Regions from separate parts of the Mus musculus genome. Here all the other regions are linked to region 1. The links are chromatin loops, found by intact Hi-C in ENCODE. Cell type or tissue: heart. All regions are shown on one strand.

Region 1 (4,000 bases):
TTCATAAAAGATAAGCATCATTGATGTGAAATCTTCTGAAACATATTGCTTCAGAGTCATTGTACTGAAAATGTGGTCCAGAGGTGGCTAAGGCTGTATTTAAAGCTGGAAGCAAAACTTAGTAACATATAAAATCTCTAAAATGTGATGCTGGTTTTGGTGCCATGAAAGCTAAAGAATTGAAGGTGTCATGGAGAGAAGCTGAAGCTTGGTCCAATGTGCTTGAGTCAGGGTCTTTAAAGAAAGGTCAGGAGGCTGGTGATAGTGCAGTACAGTAGAAACTCCAGGATATTGGAGATGCCAGGTCCATGGAACATCTTCTAAAGGCAGCAGCAGGTATTGAGTGAAGATGGTCTGAGCCCACGAGAGAAGTCATGTGTGTGCTACATATGGCAGAACTAGAGAGGTAGGGCTGTTCAACCCGGTTGGAGCCCAGAAGATCCTTAATGAGTCCCAGACACTGGACACTGAGTTTACAATGTTAGATTTTTTTTTTAATCTGATTTTATGTCCTGGTTTCTCCCTCTTACAATAAGAAACCATATGATGTCTTTTTTTTTTTTTTTACTTTATAAGAGCACACACTTAAGAAACTTTGGAATTTTAAGGAGAACTTGGATTTCTAAGTCATTAATTTTTTTTTAAATTGCAAAACTTAAAAGTTGTACCATATTTTACACTATGATATGATCATGGCCCACACCTATAATCCTAGCACTTGGGAGGCTGAGGTAGAAAGACCTTAAGTTTCACAGCCAACTGATGAATAGGAGATTCTGTCTCAAAGGGCTTAAAAATGTGCAATTGGAGGTATAATCCTGTCACATGTCTGCTGGCTCACTCGGTACAGCCCTTAGAAAATGCATCCTCCTCTTCACATTTTAGCGTGATGCCACAGGGCTGAGACAAAGCAGTCTATGGCAGAGCTTATCAGGGAAAATAAAGCTTTCAAATCTTATCTGTAAGAAACCCAGTTCTGAATACCAATTATCTGTACACCCTGCAAAGAAGAGATCAAGTGGTGAACCCTCCAGGCCATGTGCCCTCCTGAAATAAGAAGGCAGAGAAAGTATGGCTTCAACCCTCCTCTGCATCCAACTGCTCCATCTCTGTAAGCCTCTGATGATCACAATGACTCCACAGAAGGAAGGCTTTTAGCAGGTGTCGGGCATGGAGGGTGTTTTCTTTCCCCTACAAAAAATCAGGGCACAGTGTAAGCTCGAGGAGGGACTGACTGGAGCTGAAGTAAACTGACTCTAACTACACTGAATCTTTAGCCAAGGCTAGACACACTTGACTGCTTCCTAACACCCATCCCAAATAGCAGCAAGCATCTCTCCAACCCATCTCCAGGTGGATTTAGTGCTGAGTCGACACTTTCCCCGTTTCCAGTTTTCTTGGGGAAATGAGGCCAGCTCCACACAGCAGCCAGAGCCCTTGGCTTTGATGACAGCCTTCAAGAGGCTATATTTGAGCACAACCGAAAGAGGAAATGAAGCTTCAGCTGCGGGTCAGCCCCGTTGCCAAGGAGGCCGGGGTGAGCATCAAACAGCTGTGTTCCTGTCAGTCAGCAGAAACTCCACCTTTCTAGTGTTCTCACCATTTAATTCCTTCCATTTACACTCGTGTGATATTATAATAAAGGGTGGTGGCCAAGAAGTTTTGAAATATCTCCACAACTTAGTCCTCCCCTCCCCCCCAAAAAATCTCTCCCATAAGTATTATTTCCTGCCAGAAAATGAGTTGGATTTGCTTCAAAACTGCTTCAGAACTGGTGAACATAAATGCCTCTAAATTTAGCAAATATCAGCATGCTCAGTCAATTTGCAATATTTTTCTCCCCTCCCTTGCAAACCCTGTTTGGCCTGAAAGTCAAAGTTGAACAGGCCACTGGATCTCTCCCACGCCTGTCTTTTCCTTCCTTCCCACATCTGGCTTGATAGTTAATTGATAAAAGATGAGCCCACTATTTAGTAGCACAGAGCTGACCATGCCGAGTCCCTGGCCTTGCCCTGGCAGCAGCTAGCTATTCAGCGGTGAACTAGGTTCCATCCCTAGTCACTTGGCAAAGTCACTGAGTGGGTGGAGATGGGAAAAGCATCTGTCTTCCTCATCTATGCTCAAAACACAGCATTTCCTCAAAGCCTGGGAGAGGGGACAAAGAGTTCTAACTGCCTACAAACTTCAACCCAAACACGGTGATATCACTCTCATGGACAGGGAAAGCACTAACAACTGTTCAGCAGACTCTGAGGTCTTTGCACTTGAGTTAAGCAACACTAAGAAAGACAGGGCATTCTATATCCTGCCAATAGTTACAACATGGAAAGCAGGAAAGGATTTCTTCTCCGCACACTGTCCCTTTAAAAACAACAACCAACTCTGCCTCATTTCCTGCTCATTGGTCCACTCTCATCTTGGACCTCTCTCAGAGATGTTCTATCCCTGTCCGGTATCTCACAGACCAGGGGTGCGCACATAATCACCTGATACCACTGATCCCTGAGAGCCTTCATTCATAAGAAGTCAGCTCTTGGCATCTGAAAGAAATGACAACACTGACAAGTCCCACAGTGTGATGCATGAAATGCAGTGCAAAGAATAAATTAACTCTTTCTGTATTGCTGTTAGGATGGGTTCCAGCTACACATGGGCTTCTTAGGTCTTAGGAATACATTGCATTGTGGAGATGGTAGCACCTTTCTTGAACTTATTGAAGATTATTTCATCTCTGTCATTATCATCATCAAAAATAAGGCCTTTATGAAAGTAGGAACTATAACAGGAAATCCAAGAAGAGCTGAAGAGAAAGGAAGCAAAAACCAGAAAGAAGGTTCTCAGCTGTAGAAAAACCAGGGTTTCTCTGAGACCCTTACCCCTACTCCAGAAGTTTCCTAGTTCCAGTGCTCCTCCATAAAGACCATAAGCACATGCTTGTGAATTATACAAGGTCAAACGTGAAGACTGATGGATAAAGCCTGGGACAACAGAGCTGAAGGGCAGCCCTGTGTCATCTGTTCATTTCAGTTGACCCAGATACATGTTAGACTTAGATCACCACAATGCAGCACTGTCTTTCCAGATGCAGAAAACCTAAATGTTAAGGTACTATGATTTTTAGAGCCATGATCATATTCAAAGAAACAAACAAACAAAAAACTGATGCTACTTTGATGCACACTCTACTATGAGCACCACCATGAAATTTGTTTCACGTGATATAATAGCATATGAACATTCTGTGGGATTCACAGTAACAGCTTGAAAGGAGAAGTACTCTTATAGCTAATTTGTCTCAAAACGAGGCTTAATTTATTATTAAAAGAGGAAGGCCAAAAACCAATATTTCAGACCATCACCTGAAATGCAACTAAATCCCCACAGCCTGTTAGGAGCCTCCTCCACAGTTCTAATGTTTGCTTGAAGACTAGAAGAGATTTTTCAGGGTGATGACCTTAACCCCTGAGCATCATGGGATGGTTGAGAACATTCCAGGCTGCTCTTCTATTTCAGCAGGGTTGGGCACTAGAGACCAGCAAGGAGAACTAGTGGTCCTGAACTCTGTGTTCTGACCCAGGCTGCTCAGACCCACCCAAGGGATACCACGAGATGGAAAGACAAAGAACATCGTCTTTTCAAGCTGAGTACATTCTCATTCTGCCGTCTCCCTGAATCCCCTCCCAGGCCAGAGATAGTCAAATCCAAATACACTGAAAAGGGGGAGTTGGGGGGAGCACTGCCTTCTCTTGTCCATCACTTAGAGCACAGCCCTGGCTTCCGCTCCTACAGGAAGGAGATGATGTTGGCTTCTAGTGAAGGGTGTGGGCTGGGGAGAAGCCAGACACAAAAGACAGAGCAAGGCCGGATGTTACTAACAGTCCAGCTTTCTTTTCAGGTTCCTGTTTAGCTAAACATTTCAAAGGAGGCAGTTTTCCAAGCTGCTGGTCTTCCCGGTGTGTCCTGGAGGCCTAGGGCAGTGTGGGGAGCCAAAGGGTGTCTG
Region 2 (4,000 bases), 270 kb after region 1:
TTGCATCTCAGTATTCTCCCTCAACATTTTATTACGCACAAAGCTAGCACATTAATAATCATGTCAAAGGCACAGATAACAGTGTTCAGTGGGGTTACAGGTTGCCAACCTTAAGTAGCTGTATACATGTATTGGGGCTGCACTAATCCGAAAAAACAACGGAGGCTGCTGAGAGACAGCTTTTTCTTGGTGGGACCAGGAAGCTGTAAGTTCGGGGAGGGGTTGGGGGCGACTGGTTCAGGGACGAGAGCAGCCTGAGCTAAACCAAGCAGCCCTGCATAAAAGGAGCATGCATGTGCATGCATCTCCCAGCTCTGTCCAATGAGAACGGAGAAGCAACACCCCAGAAGAACCACATCCATCCTAGCTCCACAGGTTAGATTCTAAATCCCGTTCTCCACAGCACTTTAGTTAAATGGCTCTCTAGAACTGGATCAAGGGAAACTTGAAGCATCTTGCGGCAAGAAGAAAGGGGAGTACTTAGATTTAGCTTAAGAAGTAGAGCTTGTCAAAAGAACTCATCCGCCAACTTAGAATGCACCCCCAGCCCCAGCCCCAGCCCCAGCCCCAGCCCCAGCCCCAGCCCCAGCCCCAGCCCCAGCCCCAGCCCCAGCCCCAGCCCCAGCCCCAGCCCCAGCCCCAGCCCCGGGCCAGAGCTGTGTAAGAGTAAGCAAAGAAAACGAAGTAAAGTCCTACCGTTTTGTAAGCCCAAGGTGTAACATGAATATGCATGTGTGTGTAGCAACAGAATAAATGATTGAATGTTTAAATGAGTGGTCAAGAAAAGACTGGGTGGGGATGGGGACTCTTCAATGAAAAACCCTCCTTTTATTTATATAGTTGACCTCCACCCAACACACAGAGCAAGACTTTGCCACCCTCATTCCCTGAGGTCAGTGGACCTACTGCCTTTCTCCCTAAGAACAAAGAGTTTTGGGGGGGGGGGGACTCCCGGTACACCCTCCCTCAGCCAGTAATCAAGGCAAACATTATCAGCAGTAAATCTCAGGTGGGCTGTGCCTTTGAGGCAAGGTGACACACCCATTGGCTGTAGTCTATTCACTAGAGAGAAGGTAAGAGAAACAAAACGAAATAAAACCGAGGAACATTTACAAAAGACATCCTGGAATTGCCAAGGTCATTAGAAACAAGGGCACACAGGGAAGCTGTCACAGAGCAGGGGGGGGGGGGGAGGATTCACGGGATGTGACAAAATCTAGAGGATTTTTGCAACCATTTCTGTTTATCTCGGATTATTCCCTGAAAAATTATTAAGAGATAAGAAAGAGTGTGAATGACTGAAATGTTCGCTGGGATAAGAAAGAAATTCCTGTGACATTGTCCCGACAGCTTGGCAGTTGGTATCAACGCAATAGTAGGCAGGGTCTCAGGTAACCTAGTCTAGCCTCAAACTTGCTAAGTGGCCAAGATGACCTTGAGACTCTGATCTGCCTGCTCCATCTGCCAGGTGTGTCCCACCACACCCAGTTTGTGCAGTGCTGGGGGCTGGGGGTTGAGCCAGGGCTTTGGGCATGCTAGACAGCCATCCTTCCAGCCTTCATTCAGCCATTTTTCTGAAGACCTTCATTCTCGTGGGTCAGATGGCCCAGTCTGGCCTGGGACTGTGTTCTGAAGCCTTCTCTTCAGCACCCATGTCTTTGCTACTGTGGAACATTTTATATTTTCTTCTACTTACCCAGACCATGTCTAGCCATTGACTTCCTATTATTTTTGGAGGAAATCCACTACTGCGAAATCCACAACTTTGTACAGCTAAATATATCTATAGCCAAGGTCCACACAATGTCTGCTTTGTAATGTTATCTTTTCCTGTGTCCCAATCACCAGGTGAATCCCTATGTCCCAGTTGCTGAAACTAAAGACTACTGGGTTATTTTTGAATTTCCTCCCTCTCTACAATATCCAGCCAGGCTCTGACCTGCGGGGGCCATTGCTTCCTGTTGTCAGTTTCTATTTCCCCTCCACACAGTGGGTGACTCCAATCCCCAGAGCTTCTGCAGACCCCACCCCCCCACCCCCGCCTTTCTTCCCACCCTACGCCCACAGAATTTCCCCTAGCACGGTAATGGTTTCCTGGAAGCCTCCAACTTGCTGAATTCCCTTCAAGCATAACCCAGACTTCTCAGTGAAGTTGGGATCTACCTAGCAGGGTGTTCTGCTTGATAGACAAATGGAAGTTTACCTAACTCTGCCAGCCCACTCTCCAGATCTGCCCTGTCACCTGAGGTTAGCTACTGCCCCTCAGGTTGCTTCTTGCTAGACGGCCTTTCCGACTTCTTTCTCCTCCTCTTGGATACCAACACTTGGCACATGGCACATGACACATGCCATCAAGGGGCCTTCGAACCAACTTCCACTGAGGACACCACATAACTCCCGCTGTTTTGGCAAATGCTTAGAGTTTGTGATGTTTTGAAGAATAAGTTTCTTCTGTTTTTGGATTCTGGTTTTCTGCACTTTTTTAGACTATAGGCTTTGTGGTTTGGATTCTGCGTCTTTATTTTTACATTTTATTTACGTGTAGCTTGGCAAAGTGGTGTTTGGGGATAATGCATATCAAATGAAAAACACGTTCCTTTTCGATTGGTGAGGGCAGCCTTCACAAGAATGTTGGTGGTGCCTGGTGAGCGTTTGTTGGATATTGCTTTTTCTTTACGATTAGTTTACTTATCTATTTTAACATATGTGAGTGTTTTGCCTGTATGTGTATATGTGCATCATGTCTATGCTTGGTGCCCACAGAATCCCGAAAAGAGCATCAGATCTCCGAGAACTGGAGTTACAAGTTTTGAGGACCAAACCTGGCTTCATAGGTAGTTATTGTAAATATTGGTACTTTAAGGTGTCCCTGGGGCCCATCTTTGGCTTGGCAGGAATTCTGAGGCTCCTGCTCAGTGCTTCATTAACAGGTACGACTCACGGGTGAAGGTGTGTTCTCCCAGTCAATCTGAACTGCAGGATACCCTGCCCCCGCCCCCGCCCCCACCTCAGCTTTGCTGGGGAAATAGAAAATATAATATACTCACTGTCCTCTTGATCTGTGAGCTTCTATAATGCTGTCAGAAAAGCTTTGACATTTCCAGAGCAGCTCTGCAAACCCCACCCACACTTCAAAGGGCTGCTCTTCTCTCCGGGCTGAGGCACTGGCCACGGGCAGGCATTCCTTACCCGTCTTTCTTTCTCTCTGTATGCGATCTATGCGTGTGGTGCTGGTGGAGAGTATGTGCACACCTGTGTGCGCATGCATGCAGAGGTCAAAGCGGAACAACAGACGTCTCCCCTTAACATTCTCTGTCTTCTTCTTGCCTTGAGCCAGGGTCTCTCACTGTGCCTGCAGCATCCATTTCTGCTCTGCTGGCTGGCTTAGTGAGTTCCAGGCCCCACCTGTCTCTGCTCTGCATGCTGGCTAGCCTCTGATGTCTTTTTCTGACTTCTGTGGACCAGGTATACATATGGAGCACACAGGTTACAAGCATGCCTGGCTTTTTACATGGATCCTGAAGGTCGCGTTGACTTCAAGACCTGGTGCTTGCACAGCTTCTATCCACTGGGCCCTCTATCACTTACCCTTTCTTTCTTGATGATCAGCTTGTCACTGCCCTTCCCAAACTCTGCTTATTCTTGTTGTCCCTAAACACACACACACACACACACACACACACACATAAACACACGCAGCCTCTTTGGAAACAGAGTATTGTTTTGTAGTCTAGGTGACTTCATGATTTGGATCCTCCTTCATCAGTCTGATGTGTTTGGGGATTGCAGGTATATACCCACGCTCCTGACTTCAATTTCGCTTCAATATACAAAGGCCCTATTCAGATTGCGGTACCATCTCTGACTCCAATATCACCATTGAACATATTCCCTCCTAACAATTTCTGTTTCCTTCTGAGTATTCTAATGGTCATTCCATGGTGTTTGACATTGACACAAAAAGGAGCAGTCACTATAGCTTCATAAAGAGGAGCTGAAG
Region 3 (4,000 bases), 56 kb before region 1:
GATGATGGTTGTCAACCCAATCTCCATAGGTTCTATCTTGTGAGCAATATGCAGGAAGCATCATTCCTATTTTACAAAGACCATCTCCTGGAAAAGAATTAAAGGAAAAAATAACAGAGAGATAAGAGAGAATTCTCATCCAGTTATTAGTAAGGACCCAGTGTTAAAGCCCAATAGCAAATACTTATACTACTTGGCTTTTTTTTTTCTTTTGAGGCATAGGTCTCACTATGTAGTCCTGGCTGGACTTAAACTCATGGAGTTCTGCCTGCATCTGCCTCTCGAGTTCAGCTATTATAAAGCTCTTGGTTGTGTGGAAGAACCATTGCTCTCCAAGGGAGGAGAAAAAGCAGAGTACATTTCACTCACATAGGCCAAGAACATCCTGTGTGCCTTGGAAGATTGCTGGACACTAGTTACCCAGCATCTTCCTTTAAAGATGTTATACTCAAGAGTTGAAGTGGGGCTGGTTAAGACTGCTCTTCCAGAGGCCATGAGTTCAATTCCCAGCAACCACATGGTGACTTACAACCATTTATAATGGGACCCAATGCCCTCTTCTGGTGTGTCTGAAGACAACTACAGTATACTCATACATACATTAAATAAATAAATCTTTTTTTAAAAAAAAAAAGAGTTGAAGTGGTTGATAAACAAAGATTCAGCTGAAGTTTCGATGTGAGCCATAAAAATTACTGGACCAGAATGAAAACTGATGCACAGTGGAACCAATTCTAGAAGCTTGAGAACCCAGAAGAGAGCAAGCAAACACAGCTTGGCCAGTACATCACCATTCTAGACCATTTTCAAAGCTGCCTTTCAGAGCTCTGGGACTCAGGCATGTTAACGACCCAGCACTGTGAACTCCTGGGAATAAAGTCTATTCAGTCTACATCACCGTGTGCTAACATTTCATTAGCACTCAGATGCATTAATGAGGCAGAGAAGTGGATATGTGCAAATGTGTGAGTTTACAATCTATTTTAGGTTTGGAAATTTACTATCAGTGTAGAGAGCATCAAAGCTGAAACCTGGGCATTCCCGAAACCAACTACGGGTGGGAACTGCACTTGTCCAGTGGGCCTCAAGGTGGGTGTTTCCATGTAGTACATGTTTCCAACTGCACACACATGGATCTGCAGTTGCTCCAAAATTTCTCCCCAAAGTCACATATTTTTCTCAGGGACAAATCAGGGACTCTGTTTTGACCTTTTGGCCCAGTGCCTCAGCCCTGTGCTCCTTTTTTGTTGTTCGGAGTATCACAGTGGCTATTATCACAGGGATGAAGAACAGAAAGACAGCCCATTGAGGCTTTATTCTTTGCCCTTCCATTTAAACAGGGAAGGAAAAGACGAATGGAGGGAAGAGGTGGGTCTGTACTTCTCTGAGAGGATTATGCATGTGCTTTTGTCTCTGTCCGGATTCTTGAGTCCGTGTGTGACTACTGCTGTCTGGTAAAGTATCTTTGCAGCTGTGCTTTTCTGGACAAGACATGGCAAGGCAAAATGGGCCCCAGGTTGTCCTGAGCTGGCCCATGTTAGTCCCTTGAACAGCTGCCTGTGAACACACCTGCTAGAAATAAACCTCAATCGCTTTCACCGACGCTCCCTGGACAGGACTTGAAGGCAGGATTGTCGTCTCTGCTGTTGCCCGGTTTCTCATTCTCCTCCCCTAGGAGTGCCCATTCGTCCTGGCCTGACTCATTTAAAATCCAGCCTGACCGACTGAAGGGAAAGACTTCGGAACTCCTTGAACTCCTAAACAATTCAGCCCACCCTTCCTGAGCCATGAGGATGTTTGTAAAAACCCAAACAGCCCGGGGAGGTGTCAGGAAGTGAACCAAAGATAGCATGCTGTTTATAGGCCAGAAACAGTACTGAGATTTCAGTCCGGTTTGGTTGTTTAGATTGTAAAGAGAATGCAGACCCTCCCAGGGAAAGACTGATAGTCTGCAGGCGATCACCCAGAGAAACTACCTCCATAATGTCTGGCCAGCCTTGAGCCTCAATGGAGCTCAGAGGGAGACAAATGATAGAAAGGATGGCAGAAATAATTGTTTATTGAGTTCAGAGTAAGAAGAAAATGAGGAAACTTCAGAAGACACTTCACAGACCCTCTTAAATTCAGGACCAGCCCAGTGCTTTGCCTACTGAGACACTGCAGAGAGGTCAAGTGTGGGAATGCTACAGAACTTCCATTGCCCAAAACAATTTAAAATAAGACAAACACGCAAACAAACAACATCCTCTCCTGTGAGATTCAATCCTGGCAGCATTTGCCACATGTGAGGGACAGAGGGAGCTAAGCACTAATCCCAGAATGACCAAGCTCCTTTAATGAAACATTCATAACTCGGAAGAAACAGTGGCGTTGTATGGATGTTGCTATGCTCTGGGTCTGAAATGACTCCCAAAGGCCCACGTAGTATAGGTGTGATCTCCAGCAAAAGCAATTTAAGGGAGAAAGGGTTGGTTTGGGGTTACGGTTCTAGAAGATACAGTCTTGTGGCAGGAAGCAATGTCAGCAAGAGCTTAGGGGAACTATATACAGTGCTTACAGAGTAAGAAGGCAGAGGGAGACAAGTGCTGCTCAACTCACTGTTCTTTTCCATCCAGTCCAAGTCCCCAGTGTTAGCATTCTATTCAAACTCCACCCCACAGTTACCTGGTAACAACAGGCAGGCCTGACCCACTCTAAAAGAAGTTGCTTGACCCCTTCTCCCCCTCTTGCTCTCTTGATCACTTGCTTCTCTCCTGCTCTTGCTCTTCCCTTCCCCATTCCCTTCCCTTCCCCCTCTCTCCATGTGCTCGTGGCCATGGCTGGCCTCTACTTCTCTTCTCTCTCTACTTTTCTTTCTTCTCTCTCTCTCTCTCTCCTCCCCCCTCCCTCTCTCTCTCTGCCTTTCTCTGCCTCTACTACCCTCCTAACTCCCCCTCCTTCACCATGCTCTAAATAAACTCTATTCTATACTATACTGTCTTGTGGCTGGTCCTGGGGGGTGGGGGGATGCCTCTACATAGGTCCCCTGAGACATCCCCTTCCCTCATACCTCACCACACCTCCATAGAACATATCCCCCTACCTCTTTATCTTTTTATAAACACATCACCCAGCACGTGGAATATTTCCCACCACAGGTAATATGACAACCAATACCAACCACCCTAGGAGTGTGTGCTCTCTTGACAGAGATTAGAGAACTCTGGTCTCTTGCTTTTCTCCAGTTCAAGCCCTAGCCATGAGGTAAACAGCTTTGCTCTGTCATGGGCTCCCACCAGGATGAGCCACTGCAGTAGTAAAGCCACAAGAACCCACTGGTCATGACTAGAACATCCTAAGGGAAAGCCCAAAAGAAGAAGAAAAACCTTTTCTCTTTGTAAGTTGATTATCACTGGTCCTTGTTACAGTAACAGACAACTGACAAACACGAAGTATTGGTTCCCACAGATTTCTGAGCTGAGGGATATCTTAAAGGATGTTAAAGGACTGAACTCCGGGGCTTTCTAAACAGTGAGTGTTGGAGACACATCAAAAGTTCGGTCTGTGCTTATGCCAACTCTTAAGAACTAAGATGTCAGAGGAAGAGCTCAGGGTTTCTCATGAAAACAGCAAGGAAAGATGTAACAGAGGAAGATCTACCAGGTGTCAAGTACAAACGGGCAGAGCTTGGAGCCCACTGTTGAGCCCTGAAAAAAGCTAGATTAAATCTTAAGTCACAAAAGGTGATTACTGTTTTAAAAATCTTTACTCTTTATCAAACTTACTTTTTAAAATCATTCCAAAAACCTTAAAATTAATAAATTTTAAAATCTCATAGTTAGATTAACTTGGCTGTCATCCTATAAAAGGAAAAAGATTACATAGCAAAACCAAAGATTGTTTTCCCCACAGAATTAAATAACTACAAAAATTCCCTTGAAGGCCCTTTGTCCTAAGCAGTTCAGTTGGAATCTCTGGGGGCAGGAGGAGCCAGCTGTCTAGCCAGTCTTGGGGTTACGGT
Region 4 (4,000 bases), 100 kb after region 1:
TCAAACTTGACTCTTCCTATCTCAGCCTCCAATCAGTTGGTATCCAGGCCTATGCTACCAGGCCTGACTTCTGTGGTCTTCTTTGTTAGGATGATATAAAGATGTGTAGGAAATGTGTGGATGTACCATCTATACACTCTTCAAAAACAGCCTTAAATAAACATAAGGGAGAGTTATGACAGCCCATTTCCCGGGGTGTAAAATTTTTTGTCCACAGCCACCAGATTGCCTTGTCTCCAGGAGCCCCCGTGGTTCACCTCCATTCCATACTTTCTTGTTAACTGGAAACTTTGTATATCTAAAAGTATTCCTTAATTTTGATCCATCCCTTTGTTATTTGTTTTTTCAACAAGAGAACATTCCGGTCACCTGAAGTCTGATAAGTTGTATCACTTCAGTGGGTACTTGAGGGTTGTGTTGTGATATTCTTGTAATAAAACTTACTGGAAAGTTGGGGATATTTTCACCATTTAGATATGACGATCATAGTATCTGTAATGGGATGAAAATGGCAAAGTGGATGTGTGCTATAGTCCTCATGTACGCACACACGTGAAGGGACTACTTAGCTCTCTGAAGGATGAGACACGCTAGACAGGGATTTGGAGACTTGAGTTCATCAAACACTCAATGCCCATGGAAATCAAAGGAAACCATACAGAAAACTTGATTTATAACTAGGAATGAAAATAGATGTGTGGATGAAGACACGTGTCTGGTGTCATGGGCCAACCCCAGGAAGGGCACAGATATGGGTTGTACCATGTTCAATGTGTAGCTCTGTGCTTACACAGGGGATGAGAGTTGGGCTAGCAGAGCCCTGTCCCTTACAGCAGCAGAACCTGCACCTCAGCCTCATTCTGCACACAATGGACAGGCCAGGTTGTTCCTGAGGCTCCTCAGGAATTCTGACCTAAACCACCACCGTGACCTGAATAGATTAAAAGAAACAAGTTAAAAGAAATGATGACAGCTCAAATCCAACCAGACCGGGCATTTGCACATACCTAGGATAGCGTCAGGCTACTGACCTCTGAGCAATACTTGGGAGGCTTGACCCAACAAGCAACAAAGTAACTTCCTGGAAGACAATTGAGTATCAATCAACTTTATCGATGGCCTGAGCACCTTGAGAACACTAAGCGCTATGGGAACATGAAGCACGGTAGGAGCATTGCGCACCAGTGGGAAGCACTGAGCACTCACTGTAGTAGCATCAAACACTTTGGAAGCACTAATCCCTGTGGAGGATTAGCCTGGAGGCATCTGGGAATCTGGGGTTGTAGGGTATCTTGCATGCCCATGCAGGGGTCCACTCCTCAAGAGGCCTCAATGAAAATACTTTCTCCTCAGGTGTGAGAAGAAAGAAAATGTGCCATTCTTTTCTCTCTCTCTCTCTCTCTCTCTCTCTCTCTCTCTCTCTCTCTCTCTCTCTCCCTCCCTCCCTCCCTTTGATTGATTTATTATGTATACAGTATCCTGACTGCATTTATGTCTGCAAGCCAGGAGAGGGCACCAGACCTCATTACAGATGGTTGTGAGTTGCCATGTGGTTGCTGGGAATTGAACTCAGGATCTCTGGAAGAACACAGTGCTCTTAACCTCTGAGCCATCTCTCCAGCCCAAAAATGTGCCATTCTTAAAAGTGTTTATAAATTAAAAAAAGAAAAAGAAAAAGGGAAAAAGAAAAGTACCTCATACTCTAATCTGGCTCCTGGTTTCCAAAAGTTTGAATCTCAAGAAAAGAACATACAAATAGATCCCAAGTCCAACTGCAGAGCCTGCCTCTCCAAGGACTCTTCTTGGTATTGTTTGTTGTGCTAAGCTGTCTGTTTCATCTCTAAAGGACTTCTGCATTGAACACGATTCTTTCCTTTAACTGACAATAGGCAGAAGTCAGGCTTAGAGATCAGAGATCCTGTGAATCAGTTCAGAAGGGAAGATTCCAAGGCTCAGCTGCAAGAGCAGGTCCCAGGCGCTGCCCTGTGGAGGCAGCACTTTTGAGGACTCGCAGGGACATGGATCCCCATCCACATACTTACCACTTTCTGTTCATATTAAGGTGACTGAGATTCAAAGTGTAAGAAAACCAGTGCAGATGCAGAATGGGTCCTTAGTAACGCTGCTTCCTGTGCATTGTGAGAAGATAACCAGCTTACCATTTGACTCAATATGCTGCCACTTTCCCTGTCTCCCATAGTTCTCTTAAAAATTTCTCCTTTCAGCAGTGCCCACACCCTAACCCTAGACTCCTGCCTGCTACCTTACAGGACTAAATAGACTTTGCAGCTAGGATTCCTTCAGGTGTTTTGCATTGAGAGATTATTTGACAGCATCTAATGGGCTTAATATCATTACCAGGGTCTTAATAGGAGGGAAGTAGGAGGGTCAGAGTCAGAGAGAATAAAACAAGAAAACACCAAGCCTTGTATTGTCCTTACCGGCTCTAAAGCTCATCTCTAGAGCTCAGGCTAGAGGGCTTTCTGCTGGCCCGTTTGTTAAAACACTTTCATCTGTTGGCTGGAAGCAATTTCTTTAATCACTCCTTTCAGCTCCTCTTTCATTTTCAGACCTAGCCAAAGAACGTACATTTGGTTTTGGAGTGTTTGCCTGTTTGAGGTTCCTGGGTGGCTTCAGAATCAAGCTGGGTCCATCTGTTCTTGAAGTTTATGGCATGACCAAGACTGAAGGAGGTCATGTCACTTAACAATACTTAAAGGTTTACAATTTTTATTTATGTATGTGAGGATGGGTTTCTGTGCATTTGGCAGATGCCTTTTATACCCCAGTGTCAGATCCCTTGGAACTGGAGTTATGGGCATTTGTGAGTGAGCCATCTCGATGTAGGTGCTGAGAACTGACTCTGAGTCCTCCAGAAAAGCAGTAAAGACTGAACCTTTGAGCCATGTCTCTATCCCTCCCATATTTTAGTTTTATTTTTGTTGGTGTATATATGAGTGCAGGTGCCTAGGGCATTCAGAAGATGGTGTCAGGTCCCCTGGAGCTGGAGTCACAGGCAGCTAGCTGTGAGCCACCTGACTCAGGTGCTAAACTTGGGCACTCTTGGGCTAAGCAGTGAGCACTCATAACCATTGAGAAATCTCCAGTCCTTCTAATCATTTCTATTCAGAGCCCAGGAGGCCTTCTATAATGAACTGCAAGGCTCTATTCTTGCAAGTTTCCTAACCTACTCAGAGAAATACACACTTCCAACATTTGTCTAACTGTGCAAGTATACTACGGACAATTCAGGAATGTAAGAGATGATAAGTAAAATATCTCACACCAGCCACTTCACCTCCTTTTTCATCTTCTCCAGCCACCCAGCTAGGAAGATTCAATCTACTCATTCTCTCGGTTTTTGCCTTCCCAGGACTCCAGCCCTAGTTTCAATCTCCTAGCTTCCCTTCAACGTGATTCTCTGAATTCTTCAAAAGCCTTATGCAACACTCCAAGGAGTGTTTGTGGTTTTTTAGAGATGCTCAAAGGGGCTAGACTCCTGGCCAAGCAACACAACAGTTCGGTCATAGGTGTTATCCTGCTCCGTGCATTATCATCCCCTGAACCAAGTGCATGGTGCTTTCAAAGACTCAAGCTAGCTTCTAAGCTCTGCATCTTGGTCTATTCTATTGTGGAAACAATGACGCAACTTGTGTACTACAATAGCAAATGAATAGCAGATGTGACTATTCATTCTCCATGTTTGCTCAAAACAATGGGAAGGCTAACTCAGCAAGCCCCCCTCAATCACTGTGTGTATTCCCAAGGAGGGAGTCTCTTTCAGTTTGCATACAAAACTGACCATAGAAAGGAGCATACCTATCAGTTCCCTGGTAAGCCAAGAATATGTTCTTATGGACAAAAAGATAGTGAGGTCTTTTATCTCTAGGGATCCAGAAAACATGCTGTGAAGATCTGAGGCTCCTTCACTATCATCTGCTTATTGTGTTTTACTTGGGTTCCATTAGGTTTTACAAACAACTTTCAGATGTTACTGAAG
Region 5 (4,000 bases), 220 kb after region 1:
TTTTCATTACAAAGAAAAGTCTTTAAGATAATTTGTGTGTAACTTTATCCCAGGGATAAAGTTAAAATCTTAAGAGAAAGCAGTTTAAGACCCACATTTTATTTGTAATCTTCTGCTCACCTCTAATTAAATGATCCTTTAAGTCTTAGAAGTATTAACTCAAGTTATAGCTTTTATTTAAGAATTGCCCTGGCCTAAAATATATTGTTAGCTTTAAAACAAAACTATCCTGCTAAAGATGCTAGGAAAGAAAGACTGACACAACTCACCAAGCAGAACTAACAGCCAACACAAGGACTGAGTTACTACTACCTAAGTTAAAACTATGGACTACTTTCTTTAAGCCAGCAAGAATTAATATACGATTTCTCTTCTATCATTCAAGTTTTAACAAGTAGAAAACTAACATATTTCATTCCCAAATTTGTTAAATCAAATGAAAATTCTCAAACAGAAACTATATTAAAAGTTCACTGCTGGAAAAGAATTTTTAAAATAAAACTGCTAAATAGTCCCATTCAAAGTTTCTAATTATCAGAGAGTAGAGTATCTTACTATCACTGAACAGTTTAATCCCTAAAGTGAAACTTAGTTTTATCTGAATTTAAAAGTAATTTTTCTGCCAAGTATTACAGTCAAAGGAAAATGTAATCCCTAACCATAAACAGAAGTCATAATTAATTTGTTTTAGACAATGAGAGGGCACAAGGGGTTAAGGACAAGTTGCCAATTTTCACAATTAAGTCATCTACCAAGAAAATTATGATGGTGCACTTAAAAAGCCAGAATTTTCAAGTCAAATTAAATTTACAGTAAGACTAACAAGTACAGTTAAAAGCTTATAGCACACTAAGGACCAGCCCATTTCCTGCAAGTGATGAAAACAATCACAATCCCCAGTCAATCTCCTGTCTCCTATTAAATCCGAGCTATCTTTACTCTAGCCTAATGCTCAGACACCCAAGAACAAACAGACTAAGGTGAAGATGGAGAAAACATGACAAGGAGACACCAAACATTACTTTGAATATTGTAATCCTGAACTAGCTGTCTTCTACATTTGAAACCCAAAGGGTCACTATTTCTAACCAAGAGAAATAAGCCTGTGCAAAGATTGAAATTCCTCTAGTTGAAAGACTTATGCCAACCTCAAAATAAGGCAGTTATTTCTGATCAAGCTGAAAGAGAACACTTGAACAGCCTTTACAATTAATCTAAGAAACGCCTACTAGTTTTCCTTATAACATATCCAAACTTTTTATAAGTCCACTAAGTCACTTAGGTATACGAAGCATTTTAAGAATGCTTTTTAGTTCATTGTATATGCTGTCTAGTTTGTTGTGTAAGAAATTCCCTCTTGATTGAACTTTTAAAAACTAAATTTTTCCTCATAAATATGCTACTAATATCATAAAAACCAATGCCAAGGAAGAAATATCAATGTATGAGGTGTTTCCGCCCTAATCACATTTGTGAATAGTGACAAATGAAGTCATCTAAAAATTTAAGTTTCAACTGCACCTAATATAGGTCAGATTATTAAGCATACTATTTTGTTCCAAACATTTCCAAGGTTAAAAAAAAATAACTGGCGCCCCTTAGCGCTCACTTTTGGAAATACTCAATTTAAGAGCTCCAGCTTTCTTTTTTTTTTTTTGGACATTCCAGAAAGTTTTCTGCCTCCACAATTTTTCAAATGCCAACACAAATAGGAAAGGCAAAAACCCTTAAAGGGGCAGTTCAAGTTTTTTCTCCAGGGCAATTTAACACTAACAAATATACCAACCCAACAATAAAAAATGCCTCTTTCGATGTGTTGCTGTTGCATGTTCATGTGTAATAGCTGAATGTTTTCTGTTTTAAATACTGCCCAAAGCTCCCCATCCAACGGAAGCTCTGAGGATGACTCTTTAATCATCTTTTAGCTCGGGAGTCTTTTGTTCTTCCCTGACATGCCAGCAGATATCCCCAGCTATCTCTAAAATTTTTCGACATTCTTCTCAAGATCCTAAAATCCATGTTCATCTGTACAACATAGTTTTCCGCTTCCTTTAAACAGTCCACTCAGAGACTTTAAAAGAGAAGACAGAAACTACTCGCTACTCGATTTAAAACAGACTTGTTGGTCCTATCCCACCCCCCAACCCCGCCCCGGGCGTCCACAGAAACCTACAGCTACTGGGAACTAACACTCCAGGTCGCTGCTATGAGTAGTTCCTAAAGGAATTCCAGAGCTGACCAGCATTAATCTCCAGTCAGTCTTCGCTCCCCACAGCGCTCCTAACTCGGCTTGTGCAAACTTCTGCTCTATTTTATCCCCGTCCTTTCAAACTTCCAGCTCCCCGCCCTGCAAACGCAGGCGGCTACGCCGGGAGCGAACCCTCCGCCCCAGTTCTTCCAAACTCGGATTCCGTTCAGGTCTGTCCTCGCGGTATTTCGTACTCCTCCCCCACCACCACCACCACAGACTAAAGAAAAAAAAAAAAGTGAAGTTAAACTCCCAAACAGTTCTCGCTTCCCCAAACAAAAGGACAAAAAGTGTTCTACTCTGTCATTTCGTCCTCGCCTTCGGCCACATAAGCACTACTTTTCTTCGGTACCCTACGTGATTCCTGGACATCTCGGGGTCCGATCGGGTACTGCGGGCCACGCAACTCTACCGAAAAGAGCCCGCTAAGCCGGGGCTCCGCGGGCCAGGCGAGGCGGAGCTCGGGGAATCGCGTGGCCCCGCCGGGCCGGCCGAGATGGCCGGGATGGCGGGGAGCCTAGCCGCCGCGCCGTCGGGAGCCGGCCGCAGCCCCGCAGCCCCGCGCGCTCCCGGGTCCGCCCTCGGGCCTGGCCCGGCCCCGGCCGGGCCGCGAGCCGCCCGCGCCGCCTTTGTGCGCCCGCCCGCCCGCCCGCCTGACCTTCCCGCCGCCCCGCCATCCCGGGCCGCCGCGCCGGGGCCGGGCGCCTCACCTTCGTCCAGCAGCCGCTCGAGGTGGTTGAAGATCCCGCAGAAGTTGGGCAGGCTGCTCATGAGCTTCTTGTCGTTCATCAGCTGCATCAAATAATCTGGGGTGGGCTTCGGCTTCTCCTTCGTTTCCATTTCCCCGACCATATTCCAGGCTCCGCAGCTCACTCCGCCCGCCGCCGCCGCCGCCGGAGGAGAGGAGGGAGGGGCGGGGGCGAGCTCCGGCCGCCGGCCGCTCGGGACGCGGCGTCCCGCTCCGCGCCGGCTCCCGCTCCGGCTCCCGCGCCGAGCCCCGGGGCGGCCGGCTCCGCGCGCCCGCCCGCCCCCCGCAGGCACTTTCGCCCGGCCCGACGCGCCGCGGCCGCCGCTCCTCGGCCGCCCGGCGCGGCTCCCCTCGCGAGGCCGGCGGCAGAGGCGGGTCTCGGGCCGAGCGCGGCGCGGGGCCGCTGCGCCGCGAGGAGCCGGGGGGCCGCTCGTCGGCCGGTCGCGCCGCCTGCGCCGGAGCTCGCGAGTCTGCGGTGCTGTCCGCCGCGGCGCTCCGCGTTACCGCCGCCGCCGCCGCCGCCGCGCTCCGACTGCGCTCCTCCTCTTCCTCCGCGGCTCTCCTCCTCCTCACTCACTTGGCGGCGGAGTTCGCCTCAGTTCAGGCGGCGCCGCCGCCCCTGGCCGCTCGGGCGGGACGGCCGGCGCAGGGCCGGGCCGCGGCGGGGAGGACGCGCGCCGGTGGCCGCCCGCGCGGGGCCGGGGTCGCGGCTGAGGGGGACGCGGGCGGCGGCGCTGGCTCGTCGGCGCGCTGTTGCTGAGGCGGCGGGCGCGGTCGGGTGCGGCGGCTGAGAGGAATCCCGGCGGGACTCTCCGCGACGCGCTGCGCTCGCCGCCGCCCGGGCCTCGCGTCCGCGCGCGTTACTATAGTTTGGGTTTTTTTTTTTTTTCTTAAACCTCTTCGTCCACCTTCCTCGCTACCCCCTCAAAAAAAAAAAAATTTTTTTTTTTTAAACGTCCTGTTGCTTCACTGGGGACTCTCGGGTGGGCGTCACGTGTCCAGAC
Region 6 (4,000 bases), 140 kb before region 1:
ACACAGACACAGACACAGACACAGACAGACACAGACACAGACACAGACACAGACACAGACACAGACACAGACACAGACACAGACACAGACACAGACACAGACACAGACACGGAAGAGCCTGTCTGTGGGGATGGTCAGCCCACAGCAAGCCACCATTCCGGGAGGAGGCAGCCTGGGCTCCATGCATTGACAAACACTACCAAGCAAAACAAGGGTGCCTCTGACTTGAATTTCTGTTGGTACCACACCAGTACTGAAACAAATGAACTTACTGCAAAGGGCTCAGTGTTAAAGATGTTTACTAGACTTTTTTTTTTTCATGGCTGAGTAAGAAAAAGTCAAAGATTGGAGAGAGTGTGAATGAATCTGATAAGCATGCTCAGTAACTCGGTCACCCAGCCTGCTTGGACATCTCTACCACACCATCTACTTGTGAAGCCGCCTCCCTAGCTGAGGGGCCGCTCCACAAAGGAGAGAAATCCCAACCTTAGCCATGATTTAAAGAAAAAAATTAAAGTTAAAAACTGGTTCTATGGCGTTGCAGATGCAGCTGTCCCCTGCTGTCACTATCCCCTGTCACACAACCGAGGTCAGCTCCACTGTGTTGACATCACAGCTGAGTACAGCCTTTGGGCCATGTCTTCTTCAAGCTGTTTGCAGACAAACTTCCAAACGCAGCAGAGAACTTTGGTTCTGAGCACTGGGGAGGAAGGATTCGGATAGGAGGATTCCTCCTCTCACAAAAGCATTCCAAGACTCACACATCAGGGTGCTGATTTTGCACACCATATCGGCACCGGCAGCAGGTCCATTTAAGTGGAGAAATTTGAGGGTGAGGACTCCATCCTGAAGCATACAGATCCTAGCATAATGTCCATGACAAATGCTGGACCTAGCCCAAATGGTTCTCAGTTTATGTGCACTGCCTAGGCTGAGTGGCTGGGAGGCAAGCATATGGTCACTGAGAAGGTGAGAGAAGACATGAGCATTGTAGAAGCCACGAGCAGTTTGTGTCCAGCAGTGGCCAGACCAGCAGAAAGGTCACCATCTCTGACTGTGGACAACTCTAACTCCTTAGACTTGTAGGCATGGTACCTACCAGTCCATTCCTTCTGCAGCTTGGGTGACCATCTCCACCCCCATCTGCTCACAATGCCCTGCAACCACTGCTCTCACTGAAGTTCTTTGGGTTCCAAAATTTCCTCAGTCCCCTCGAAGTCTAGCTGGATTGCAGAGTTAAGTTTATGATTATGAATAAAAACTAAATAGGAAAAGATTGTTAAAACTAAGTTATTTTAATCTATATGTGAGTATGTGCGTCTGTGTGTGAAGGTATACTCACGTGAGTACAGGTGTCCGTGGAGACCAGAAGAGGGCATTAGATCTCCTGAAGCTGGAGTTACAGATGGTTATGAGCCACTCAGTGTGGGTGCTGGGAGCCCAACAAGGCTTCTCGGCACAGTAGTAGTCTTAACTGCTGAAGCATCCATTTTGCCAGCACCCCAGACCTGGTTTAGAATGAATTCATCCTTCTGGGTAGGACTGTGACTAGAACTCACTGTAGAGTTAGCTTATTTATCTATCTGGGTAAAATATCAGGTCTATCAAGAAGAAAGATGTTTGGAAACTTGGAAATGTGAGCCAGGCCTTGTGATAAGTATGCAGAAGGCAAACAGAGCAAGCGGATGCTCGTACGTTCATTCCTCTCTGCTTCTGATTGACACCACGTGACCAAGAACTCCAGGATGCTGCTCCCCTGACTTTCCTGCATTTTCCCTTAAAGTTGCCTCTGTCAGGGTATTCTATAGCAGCAATAGAAAGCTAACTAGGACAATGGACTTGGGGCTTCCCGGGTGACAGGCCATCTAAGCTGTGTGGACAAGGACACTGAGAAGTCACCAGGGTGTCAGTCTGGTAAGGGGTGGAGCCAAGACAGTGTCAAATGCACATTATGCAACTGCCCAGGGCTGTGACATCAGAGGGTTTCAGAGGGACTAAGAGTATGTCTTTCTGTGTTCAGAGCTGAGCTGACCTGACGAGAAAGGCTGGGGAAGTAATTGGGAATAAATCATACCAGTATTCAGGAATTTTAACTTAATATTGATAATAGCAAAGGAAGTTGTTTATCTGGGTTCTATTATCTGTCCACACATACCACGAGAGCTTAGAAATTGTCTTGTTTGTGGTTACATGCCTTGGTCTTAGAACAATGTATGATACTTCCTGGGTATTTAATAAGCCTTGGTTGAGTGGAAGAACACTGTGTACTGACCTGGGAATTTCCTTCCATGCATGTATTTCATAAATACAAGCTGCTTCATAGGGCTGGGGTGAGCAGATACTAGTGTGGAGGGGACTAGTGTGGAGGCCAGTTGGATGTAAAGAGATGGTGAGGAGACCACAAAAGTACAGGGGATTGTAACACACATTGTCAGTGTCTAACAGGCAACACAAGGTTGTTTGATAAAGCCTCAAGGAAGTAGTTTATACTCACCTAAAATTATACACACTCAGTAGTGTGTGTGTGTGTGTGTGTGTGTGTGTGTGTGTGTGTGTGTGTATGAAAGGAAGTTGAATCCCTTGGGCTAACCATGTTCCCACAAGAAACAAAGACTATTAAAAGCCCTATTACAGGCATGAAAAACCTCCATTCAAGACACTGGTCAGATAATCAAAGTAATTCACAAAACAGACTAAGCTGTTCCCATTGCCTTTGTTTGCCTCTCAGAGGCTGGAGGCCAGTCCCTGTTGCTCAAGATACCACAGGTAGGACACAGGACTTGGATGATTGGAGTTGAATCTGACTTGAAAGCCTCCTCTTTGTGGTCTACTTTCCATGGTACCAGAAAATATTATGCAAGTTACAAAGGAGAAGTGATTATAATTATTTCCACCCAGCTGCAACACCGATGAACGATACTTACCAGCATGGCCAGACTTCCATAAAGGAGCAGTAAGTGGCAGGCACAAGTTGGTGGTAACCAACAGCTATCTAATTTGACTCAGCAGACAAGAAAGCATACCTAGTAAGAGAAACCTAACCAACCTTCAAGGCCTTGTGAAGTTACGGGCCAGTTTGTTAGATGAACATAATTCCCTACTACCTTCTAAACTTTTATGACCACACATATGTGAACTCAACACCTCTCATCAAAGAAGCTTATTTCTAAAGAAAGCAGATATAATGGTGGTTTGAATTGAATGGCTCCCATAAGCTCATAGATTTGAATGCTTAGTCACCAGGAAGTAGGATTATTTGAAAAGATTAAGAGGTGTGGCCTTGTTAGAGAAGGTGTAGCATTGCTGGAGGAAGTGTGTCACTGGAGTGGGCTTTGAAATTTCAAAACCAAGATGGCCCCAGTGTCTCTTTCTTCCTGCTGCTTGCAAATCCAGATGTAGAATTCTCAGCTGCTTCTTTAGCACCATGTCTGCCTGTCTGTCCCCAGGCTTCCTGCCAAGATGACAACGGACTAAACCTCTGAAAGTGTAAGCAAGCCCATTAAATGTTTTCCTTTAGAAGAGTTGCTGTGGTCATGGTGTCTCTACATAGCAATACAACAGTGACTAAGAGAGACACCACCACAGAAAGCCATAGCTGACCAATGACCAGCCTGACTTAAGATCCTGCTATGCTTGCAGACAGGAGCCTAGCATAACTGTCCTCTGAACTCCACCCAGCAGCTGATTGAAACAGATGCAGAGACAATAGCCAAACATTAGACAGTGACCTGTCCAGCAGGTCCAGTTATTCGAGGGTCTCGAGGGGACCTTCTCCTAATAACCAAATGGAGGGATAGAGAGAGACGAGGACCAAGTGCAAGAACGACACAGAAACATTCTGAGTGGCATCAAGCTCCCAACTGTATTCAGCAAGGCTCAAGGCTTAAATGCACAAGCAAAAGGGGAAGTACAAGTACTTATCAGTGGGAGGGGTAGGACAGTAGAAAATTTTCTTTTGGCAGCTACACAGGGAAGCAGGAGCTTGGTGTTATCAGGGTGT
Region 7 (4,000 bases), 110 kb after region 1:
GCTGTGACGCATGGAACGGGGTAAACTCTGACAGGAGCTAGATCACCTCAGGGACAAACCTCTGGGCATATGTATGTCTGAGGAATTTTCTGTATTAGGCTAAGTGAGAAGGCCTACCCTAAGTGCATGCAGCGCCATCTTGAGAGCTGGGGTCTTGGACTGAACTAAAAGGAGAAAGAGCCGAGCACCAGCTTTCATTCCTGTTTCCAGACTGAATGTGGACAGTGATCACCTGAATCATGGTCCTGCTGCCAGTTTCCCAACCAACCACGCTGGACTTGATCCTGAAACCAGGAGCCACAATAAACCTTTCCTTCCTTAAGCTGCTCTATCAAGAGTACTGTTGGCTGCTCTCAGTTCTTGGTTACCCTATCATTTGACAGCCATCCTACAAATCCCCAATTCTTTAAAAGCATAGGGGTAAAAGGGTATTGAACTAACCTTTAAAACAATACCTACATTATCAAAAAGTTCTAAGTAGGATAGAAAATGGACAGCCAGATGAAAGGGCTCAAACTTCAAATGGAAAACAAATGTGGAACTTCTCTTTTCCTAAGTCCAAAAGAGAAAGCCAAGTCTCACACAGGGAATATAGGGTTATACAAATCATACACCATATGAATTGTCTAAAACCCCTCTGGAAGTTCCCATTTTTCATGTTCCCTAATGGACAAGAAGAGCGGTCTTGAAAGCAACTTAGTCACCCTTGCAGCTGCAGTCTGGCATCTCACTTCCAGCTGAGGCTATTCCATGCTTAGATTACAGTCAAGTCATTTGATTACTTTTGGAGTTCCATCTATACTTCCTAATGGCTTCTCATAGAAACTAAGTCAGAACCAAATAATTTTGGTTGCTACAAAAACAGTGGTGGTGGTGGTGGTGGGGCCGCTGGAGAGATGGCTCAGCAGTTAAGAGTACTGACTGCTCTTCCGAAGGTCCTGAGTTCAAATCCCAGCAACCACATGGTGGCTCGCAACTATCCGTAAAGAGATCTGAAGCCCTTCTTGTGTGTCTGAAGACAGCTACAGTGTACTTAGATATAATAATAAATAAATCTTTAAAAAAAAAAGTGGGACTCTCTTGGAACTCAAAGACATTTGAAGACACACACAGTCAGTCACACATTCAATAGTAAACTTCTGAGCATTAAGTTTATCACCTCAAACCAGTTGTGATTTTTCACAATCTTTAGTGAATGAAGTATTAGTGTGCCTTATTTGTTTCTATAAATGTTGGGTCACCTGAGCCATAGGTTTAGACTGGGGCTCCATTTGTTTCAGTTGTAACCTCACTTGTGTGGAGAAAGTCACTCCACAGGAGAACTTTGAAAATGCACAGGCTGGGCTGTATTTCCAGATGAAAGCTTCAATATAAACAAACAGCTCTTCTTAAGGTGATGTGCAGAATCCTGATTAGTAAAGCTATGCCACTGGAAATTCAGAGAATTCTGTGCCCATTTAGAGAAAAGTTAAAGAAAAAAAAGTTCCCTTTTCCTCCATGCAACACTGCTTCTTTTATAAACAGAACGAGCAAGCAAAGTGGAAGTATCTCACTTGAAACAACTAAATCTTACTGATCGCAGACTACTTCTAGATATATTTTCTTACCAAAACCTACAAGCTACTAATTCAGAGAGACATTATGTTTGACTTGCTGCTCTAGTTTTCTTTCTGAGATATCGAGTGTGTTTGTGTGTGTGCATGTGTCCCCCCACACATCTGTTGAGATCAAAGGACAGCTTTGGGGAATCAGTTTTCTTCTACCATCTGGGTTTCAGGCTTGGTGATGAGTGCCTTCCCCTTCTGAGTTATCTGTCAGCCTAAGAGGTCAATTTAAATCTTAGCTTCAGATCTTTCATGTTACACTTCACCCAGTAATTTCAAGTTTTACATTTTCCACAGGAAATCCTTAATTTTTGGACATCGCTTGAAATATGTTCAAACCAACTTATACTTACAATAACCTGTTTCAGTTTTAAAGGCTGCATTACTTAGAATTTTACAGTACAAAAGTTGCATTTCAAACATGTTTCAAGTATAGCCAAGGCACTGCATTCCTTAATAAAATCCACTCAAGACTGAAGTTAAATGAGTGATTCTGAACATTTTAGGATTAACTCAGTCCTGCAAGAAAAGTTACTTGTGAACATTTTCCTCATTTGGTTCACACTGTAATGTTTTAATCAGTATCCAATTAAATAAACAATACGTAAGAAGGGCATAAAGAAAACAAAGAGCAATAACATTTCCACCCCAACAGGTGATACACTTTGATGAAATCATACAGCCTGTCTGTCCATCCATCCACCCACTTTTGTAACAAGACTAATGTATAGAAAAGCAGTAATTACAGAAATCCCAATTGCCACTCAGCTCGTCTTCACTGTAAGAAATACAAACTCTATGAATGACAGTGATTTAAAAAGTCTTTTATTGTTTGTGGTATGTATGAGCTTCACATGCCATGGCTCACATGCTGAACACAGCTCTGGTTCTTTCCTCCTTCTATGGGTCACAGAGATCAAATCTAGGCTGTAAGGGTTGCAGGGAAAGCATTTTACCTGATGAGTCACCTTCTAGTGGCCACCTTTTTTGAGAAGGCAGGGTATCGAAGGTAGTGCCTGAAGATAGAAATCATATTCCTAGACCTTGCACACTATGCAATAATTCATATGTGCGATTCTTAGTGCCCTAGGTGTAATTCTAGTAGTGGTGGGCTTAAAGAGATATCTTTGAGGACAAGGAAAAAAAATCTATTTTCAGATTATGACTACTATGAGAATGTGATCTTTGAAGAGAAGATTTGGTGAAAAATCTAATCAGACTTTTAATGTGAGCTAAGCCATCAAAAGTACAGGGGTACCAGTATATGTACCTTTGGAGGTATATGAAAAGGATATCCCCTTCCAGTAAGCAGTTAGAAGACAAAGGAACTTCCAAATATAACAAGAAAAACTGGTTATCTTAAAGGATAAAGAGCTGTAAAATTTAGATGTCAAAAGGAAACTTTAATGGTGTACCTATAACATCAGTCCTTTTCACAAAGTAGATAAGGCCAAGATTTGGTTCTTTTTTAATTTAATGGTGCCAGGAGTGCACTCTAAGCTAGTAACTTCACCAACTGAGATACATCCTCACTCCTTTCCCAAGAATTCTTACATTTAGAAAACTACCTAAAAGCCATATGAATGTTTCTTAAAGATTAGCATGGTAATGTTTTGGATGCTCAGATCAGCTGGGGAACACAACAAAAGTTCACCGATTTCCTTCTTATAAACAGTGATCTGTTAATTACTACAAGTCTTGATCGTGAGGTTCTGTAATTTTCTATGCAGTGCTTAAAGGAGGAGTAGACACTTAACTCCGCTCTGTACTTTAGTATTCATTTCTCTGTGCCTGGGGCAGCTACACTGCCATCTTATTGTTGGCTTGAGAAGATGCAGCACATGCACTTGTCCAGTTTTTTATTGTATGTTGTGTACAGTCATTTGCAGTTTCCCATTCGTGTATGATTCAGGAATATCTATATCTATATATATATCCATATATATACATGCACACATACATATATATGTATATCCCTATATATACAACTTCTACAAGTCAAAATTTTATACATACCAATATAACATAGGTTATATAGATATATTTGGCTCAAAACTTTGTAATAATAGAACCTTTAAAGAGATATAAATTAATTTTACCCTGGTTCTGAGACTGTCCCAGTGCTGGCCAGTATCTCTCCAGGGGATAGCAAACTTCAAGTAATGTTGAGCTCCTCTTTGCCCACTCACTACATACAGCACCTCCTGCCCACATCTGCCTACCATGGATTAGTTGCTGCTCCTCCTCTCCCACCCCTGGCAATTAGTGCAGCAGAAACAATAAGGAGTGTATTGTGCTTCAGTTTGACCAGTTTGATTCAGCATTGAGCACCAGCTATACACACACTTTTGTCAGGCCTCTTTAAAATAAAGACAACTCACAATTTAGTTAATTTT

Evidence for each region. Hi-C counts contacts between places; a loop is a spot of excess contacts. Peaks named below come from ENCODE experiments on the same cell type or tissue, not always from the same donor. Only the 100,000 strongest peaks of a DNase experiment are listed, where the experiment ranks them.
Region 2: it touches region 1 in a loop (7-fold over the local background); 3 of 42 quality-filtered maps call a loop at or near these places.
Region 3: it touches region 1 in a loop (8-fold over the local background); 5 of 42 quality-filtered maps call a loop at or near these places.
Region 4: a loop joins it to region 1, with 2.3 times the contacts of the local background. A loop is called at or near these places in 4 of 42 quality-filtered maps.
Region 5: a loop joins it to region 1, with 11 times the contacts of the local background. A loop is called at or near these places in 14 of 42 quality-filtered maps.
Region 6: a loop joins it to region 1, with 9 times the contacts of the local background. A loop is called at or near these places in 3 of 42 quality-filtered maps.
Region 7: a loop joins it to region 1, with 2.3 times the contacts of the local background. A loop is called at or near these places in 4 of 42 quality-filtered maps.

What each region holds. Positions count from the first base shown.
Region 1 is chr17:10,092,175-10,096,174 of GRCm38, forward strand. No RefSeq gene overlaps it. Among named protein-coding and RNA genes, the nearest start is that of Gm34972, 52 kb to the right of the region's middle. In heart, no CTCF peak of the experiment used is centred here; DNase peaks (open chromatin) are centred at 1,487, 2,047 and 3,867.
Region 2 is chr17:10,365,315-10,369,314 of GRCm38, forward strand. No RefSeq gene overlaps it. Among named protein-coding and RNA genes, the nearest start is that of Gm39565, 4.2 kb to the right of the region's middle. In heart, no CTCF peak of the experiment used is centred here; a DNase peak (open chromatin) is centred at 1,957; H3K27ac peaks cover 3,307 bases.
Region 3 is chr17:10,036,481-10,040,480 of GRCm38, forward strand. No RefSeq gene overlaps it. Among named protein-coding and RNA genes, the nearest start is that of Gm34972, 110 kb to the right of the region's middle. In heart, a CTCF peak has its summit at 2,298; a DNase peak (open chromatin) is centred at 1,711; H3K27ac peaks cover 1,007 bases.
Region 4 is chr17:10,194,757-10,198,756 of GRCm38, forward strand. No RefSeq gene overlaps it. Among named protein-coding and RNA genes, the nearest start is that of Gm34972, 51 kb to the left of the region's middle. In heart, a CTCF peak has its summit at 1,546 (motif pointing right); no DNase peak of the experiment used is centred here.
Region 5 is chr17:10,315,774-10,319,773 of GRCm38, forward strand. Qk (quaking) reads right to left here and starts at 3,588. Exons shown (of 8, transcript NM_001159517.1): 1 at 2,959-3,588. The coding sequence starts at 3,100. Gm46608 reads right to left here. Exons shown (of 1, transcript XM_017317774.2): 1 at 3,878-4,000. The coding sequence ends at 3,946. In heart, a CTCF peak has its summit at 1,593; DNase peaks (open chromatin) are centred at 2,678, 2,988 and 3,548; H3K4me3 peaks cover 4,000 bases; H3K27ac peaks cover 4,000 bases.
Region 6 is chr17:9,947,231-9,951,230 of GRCm38, forward strand. No RefSeq gene overlaps it. Among named protein-coding and RNA genes, the nearest start is that of Gm34799, 42 kb to the left of the region's middle. In heart, no CTCF peak of the experiment used is centred here; no DNase peak of the experiment used is centred here.
Region 7 is chr17:10,200,444-10,204,443 of GRCm38, forward strand. No RefSeq gene overlaps it. Among named protein-coding and RNA genes, the nearest start is that of Gm34972, 56 kb to the left of the region's middle. In heart, no CTCF peak of the experiment used is centred here; no DNase peak of the experiment used is centred here.